2 separate regions of the Homo sapiens genome follow, and region 2 is linked to region 1. The links are chromatin contacts, found by Hi-C or POLR2A ChIA-PET in ENCODE. All regions are on one chromosome and are shown on one strand. The core of a region is the stretch at or near the end of the contact, and the rest is flanking DNA. Distances in the headings are between cores, read along the strand shown.

Region 1 (2,700 bases), core at 63-2,562:
GACCTGGGATCCTTCCTTTCTCATGAGCTTCCTGGAAGATGCAGTTCTGGGGAGGATCACACTCGACCTTAAAGAGCTAGAAGATTGTGGAAGGTTTAAGGACTGGAGTGTGTCCTGTATTTTCCTAATGTACGTTGTGCCTTCCCTTCACTAAATTCCGGTAGAGGTAAAGAATTCTGAGTAATGCAGTCATTCTACGATAAGGCAATAAGGTGTTTCAGGATCAATTTTCTCTAAAGAATAGTTATGTGAATTAAAAACATCTTCCCTAATCGTCACATCAAGGACTCACAGGTGTTGTTGGCCAGAGACGATACACCAAAACAGAAAGAAAAAGCCCAAACCAGAGGCAATTTGGAGAGCTCCACCCCTCCTCCCTGTTTTGTCTAAGGTAGAGACATTCTCGCAGACGCTCCTTTGTAGCCTCAGAGAAAGTAAATCTCTGCCCTTAAACTAGGGGACCTGGAGAGCCTTCAATCACGAAGTCAGGGATTCCTCCAGGCTTGGTTATTAGGATTAGATAAGGAAAACACCGTTTGGGGAGAGAAAGAATTATCAGAGTCCTTTAAATCTTGGTGGGCATGGCAGGCATCTTGGCGGTCGTTGAAGCTGCTTAAGTCTGAGCCAAAGGTGCCAGAGGACAAAACAGCCACCTGCTCACGGCCCCCTATGTGGAAAAAGCTTTCCAATTTAGCTCTCTCATTTTAGCATCTCAATCTGCACATAAGGCACGCGGGAAACTCAGAGAGGTTATGCTACCTGCTCAAGGTCACACAGCCTAAGGTCAACTGAGGATATGAAAGTTCCCCAGAGTCATAGTCCAGCTTTTCCTTTAGATAGCACTTCTTAAAAAAACCAAAGGCACGCCTTGAAAAGCTGCGGGATGTCCAGCCCCAAAATAGCCGCTGGAGTTGGCCCCTAGGGGCAGCTGGACCGCCCAGGCGGGCGAAAGGGTGGAGAGGGAGAAGAACCACTTCCGGGAAACAGACGCGAAGAGGGTAAGGCACTTCCGGGGCACAGAAAATGAGGATTATTAAAGGTCAGTTGCTCGCAGGTAAGGGCCAAGTAGCGTTAAAAGACACGTAAGGATTACAACGCCTCTCTAGGGTGTGGGTTAAAATGTCTCTCTAGGTACTCGAAGATAACATGACTCTAAACGAGGAATCCTTGCCTGCGCTGGAGGACGCTCCGGTCTAGCGGCCAGGTTGAGTCCAGAAGTTTAAATAGAGCAGGCGGGGCCTAGCGGGCGCCTTCGTCGGCGCGATGACGTCACATACCTGCGCGGGAGGCGGTACCAACCCCTGCCGCAGGACTTTCCTGGGCCGGCTCGCGGAGAGCGTAGCGCGGCCTTGGTGGCGGAATGGCGTTGAGTGACGGCCCGGCCCCGCCATCTGGTTAAAGGGACTCGTTCAACACGGAAGTGTCCCGGGGCTGCATTGGTACGGAGCCCTGGGGCCCAGCAAGGGTGTGCTCCTGCGGGACTGATGCGGGGACCACCCCGGCCCTGCCGGCCTCCAAGCCGCGGGAGGGCACTGAGCCTGTGCTGGCTGGGCCTGGCCGCCTGGTTGCTACACACCCAACCCCCTTCCCGTCCCCATTTGCAGAAGTGGAATCAAAACTGGGGCTTGACCCCGGATCGATGACTGGGACTCAGCCTACGCGGACGCCAGCGCAGCCTGCGGCGGCCGAGCCACCTGCCCTCACAGGGCCTGGCCGGGTGCATCAGGAACAGGCGGTCTTAGGTCCCTAAATTCGAGGCCCTGTAATGTGCCTCATCTTGGGGTCCCTGAATGGGGCCCTTGGGCCCCCAAGGAAACCCTGAGACCTTCAGAATGGACAGCCTTGTGGAGGCACAATTTCATTCACTTGGGCAAATTGTGCGCACTGAGGCATAGGAAAACATGTAATTTTGTATTTAGATGTGTTCCAAGTATAAAGTGGCGTGGCTGACATTTCATAGAGCCTTAAATTGCCTTCACCAGGCATGACCTCAGTTTGTGTTGAGATACTTGGCAAAGAAATGTATTGCATTGTTGAGTGATTGCTTATTGCGTTACTGAGTAATTGTATTGGCGTTCATAAAAGCATGGGTGCTCACAATAGAAATTGGGAAGGGGAGTAGGGAACTGTATTTGAAATCTTCTGATACACTTACCAAGAACAAATGTATTGTTCATTTGGAATTTGATACGGTCTCTAATAATTTTCTGTTTCATAATGGTAGTGCCGCCCCCACCCGCAAAACGTTTCAAAGGGTCAAGAGAAAAGACCAAATGCCCTTGTCAACTGGAATTTATACGTCTGTTTCCTGCCAAGTAATTAAATCGTAGATTCATAATCTATGTACCGAATAAATGTGGAATGTTTTTGTTTTGTTTTGTTTTAATGTATAAGACTTGGGTCAAGGTGAGGAGGGAAAGAAAGGGTTTCCTTGAAAGATTCTTGTGTTTAATTAGAATTAATTGAAACCACTGTGCTTAAAACAGAGAATGATGTTAGAAGAAAGCCTTGGAACGATGATCAACATAAGACTACACAGTATGTGGGATAAACTATTCCAACTTACAGCATTTTTGTTTTTTGTATTGCCAGTGCTACAGCTAGAATGAAGCACATCAACCTATCATTTGCAGCGTGTGGATTTCTGGGCATTTACCACTTGGGGGCAGCATCTGCACTTTGCAGACATGGCAAAAAACT
Region 2 (2,700 bases), core at 193-2,692, 2.1 Mb before region 1:
GAACCACCTGTTTCTGAAACTACTACTTGGACAGCCTGATTTATTTTTTAAGCTAGTTTGAGTTGGTTTTCTCTAACTTTCCATTTAAATTTCGTTAAAGGATACAAAATGACAGCTAGATTGGAGAAATAAATTCTAGTGTTCTATACCAACTGTTAGATGACTAGAGTTAAAAATAATAAATAGTTTTGAATAGCTGAATTCAAGAGACTGAGGCAGGAGGATTACATGCGCCCAGGAATTTGAGGCTGCTATGAATTGTGATTGTGCCACAGCACTCAGCCTGGGCGACAGTGAGACACTGTCTCTAAAATAAATAAATAAATAAAATAATTAGAAAATGAAATTAAAATTAGAAATATATAGCTAAAAGGAGGATATTGAATGTTTTCAACACAAAGAAATGATAAATGTTTGAGATTACGGATACACTACTCACCCTGATCTGATTGCTGTACATTCTATGTATTGACATATCACTATGCACCCCAAGAATATGTACAATTATTATTTGTCAATTAAAAAATAAAATAGAAATAAAAATGGACCACTAACCTCAAACTTTTTTTTTTTTTTTTTTTTTTGAGATGGGGTCTCGCTCTGTTGCCCAGGCTGGAGTGCGGTGGTGCAATCTCGGCTCACTGCAAGCTCTGCCTCCTGGGTTCTTGCCATTCTCCTGCCTCAGCCTCCTGAGTAGCTGGGACTACAGGTGCCCGCCACCACGCCCAGCTTATTTTTTGTATTTCTAGTAGAGACGGGGTTTCACCATGTTAGCCAGGATGGTCTTGATCTCCTGACCTCATGATCTGCCCGCCTTGGCCTCCCAAAGTGCTGGGATTACAGGTGTGAGCCACCACGCCCGGCCACCTCAAGCTTTTTTAAGAGTGTTTCCAGCCAGGTGCAGTGGCTCACGCCTGTAATCCCAGCACTTTGGGAGGCTGAGGCAGGAGGATCACTTTAGCCCAGCAGTTCAGGACCAGCCTGCGCAACAAAGGGAAACCCTGTCTCTACAAAAAACCAAAAAATCAGCCAGCTGTGGTGGTGTACGCTGTAGCCCGAGCTACTCCAGAGGCTGAGGTGGGAGGATGCTTGGGCCCTCAAGGTAGAGGGTGCAGTGAGCTATTACTGTGCCACTGCACTCCAGCTTGGGCAACAAAGTGAGACCTTGTTATTGCAGGAATTAAGGGACAGTAGAGACCAATGGGTGGGACAGGAGGATTTATTAGGTGCGCACCGGCCCAGCAGATTAACATCCAAAGGCTGAGCCCCGAACAAAGACAGGGCTTCACTTTTATACATGCATCCAGAAGGGGGTTGGCCAGTTTGATAGCACAAAACCTGTAGGGCAGGCAAGCAAGCTTACAGAAGCAGAACAAAGGCAGTTTGTTAAACAGTGACAGGCCTTGCAACTTAAAACATATCTTGTGACCTTGCCGTGCCACACAGAAGGGAAAAACAGGAACTTACAAAACTTGCAAAAATAATTACGAGAACAGAACAAGGAACAAAAAAATTGTTTTTCTTTTTATATCTTCTGCTTCATTGTCTCTTAAAAAAGAAAACAAGATCTGATATACTTTCCTCTACCCTCCCCCGTCATCAAATCTATTAGCAAGTACTGTTGGTTTGCTCTCCCTGTTTCCAATGGAGAATGTTTCCAATGCAGAATGGAGACAAGCAATTGTTTTGCTTGTCTTCCAGAAATTGAGTTTCTTTCTCTCCTCTCCCCTTTCTTTGTTTTTCCTGCCACAGACTGGCCTAATTGTAATCTGTTGTTGCTTGCTATTAAGTGTCAATTAAAAAGTTTCTTTGAGGCCAGGTGCCACAAGGCCTGTAATCCCAGCACTTTGGGAGGCCGAGGCTTAAGCTCAGGAGTTCGAGACCAGCCTGGGCAACAATATAAAAAATTAGCCAGACGTTGTGGTGTGCGCCTGTGGTCCCAGCTCCTCTGGAGGCTGAGGTGGGAGGATTGCTTGAGCCCAGGGGGCAGAGGTTGCAGTGAACCAGGATTGCACCACTGCACTCCAGCCTGAGTGACAGACACTATCTCAGAAAAAAAAAAAAAAGTTTCCTTGAAGGAGTGAATTTATGCTCAATTTTCCCACTTGAAAATCAAATATCACACCCTATGAGAAGTCAGTTTGTCCCGTGCCTGAAAATGTTGACATGCTGTCATTAATGTGGGAGGTAAAGAGGTGATATTGAAAACAACCAGTGCTGTCAGAACACTAAGACATGGGAAGGAGCAAGAATGTAATGCCTTCTTTGTAGCAGTCTTGAAATAAAATATTTATAGCAAAGTAATCACTGATGAGTTAATTTTTAAATTACTAATAATTCATCCACGTGTTCAAAATGAGTGCGCTTTAGGTAGAAGCAGGAAGACGCTCGTTAGGAATGTTTCCCAGCAGCTGGTCCCTGCACCAAGAGTGTCAGCATTCACCGGGGACTTGCCAGAAATGCAAATTCCCAACTCAGACTTACTGAAAACTCCAGCTATATTTAGTTGGTGATATAGTTTCAATATTTGTTCCTGCCCAAATCTCCTATGGAAATGTAATCCCCAATATTGGAGGTGGGGCCTGGTGGGAGGAGTTCAGATCATGGGGGCAGATCCCTTATGAATGGCTTGGGCCGTCCCCTTGGTGATGAGTGAGCTGTCGCTCTGAGTTCACATATGATCCGGTGGTTTAAAAGTGT

What was found. Hi-C counts contacts between places; a loop is a spot of excess contacts on that map. ChIA-PET counts read pairs that join two places held with the same protein, here RNA polymerase II (POLR2A). Pooled maps may share reads with other maps.
Region 2: a loop to region 1 is called in a map of ovary, with 8 times the contacts of the local background. The contact joins the enhancer-like site here to the promoter of PNPLA4 in region 1. A Hi-C loop is called at or near these places in 1 of 168 maps with a recorded cell type or tissue (ovary) and 3 of 50 pooled maps. POLR2A ChIA-PET finds 5 or more read pairs at or near these places in 2 of 52 experiments (PC-9 and common myeloid progenitor, CD34-positive).

The regions. Positions count from the first base shown.
Region 1 is chrX:7,926,025-7,928,724 of GRCh38, reverse strand. It overlaps PNPLA4 (patatin like domain 4, phospholipase and triacylglycerol lipase), which reads left to right and starts at 1,312. Exons shown (of 7, transcript NM_004650.3): 1 at 1,312-1,439; 2 at 2,593-2,700. The coding sequence starts at 2,606. It overlaps LOC107985675 (a long non-coding RNA gene), which reads right to left and starts at 1,225. Exons shown (of 5, transcript XR_001755784.2): 1 at 1-1,225. RefSeq lists enhancers at 705-784, 1,125-1,174, 1,195-1,434, 1,665-1,894, 2,557-2,606 and a silencer at 2,583-2,700.
Region 2 is chrX:9,980,378-9,983,077 of GRCh38, reverse strand. No RefSeq gene overlaps it. Among named protein-coding and RNA genes, the nearest start is that of CLDN34, 14 kb to the right of the region's middle. Within about 2 kb of position 1,442, at least 2 of the 41 ENCODE cell types and tissues checked have a DNase peak (open chromatin) inside an H3K27ac peak, as active enhancers do.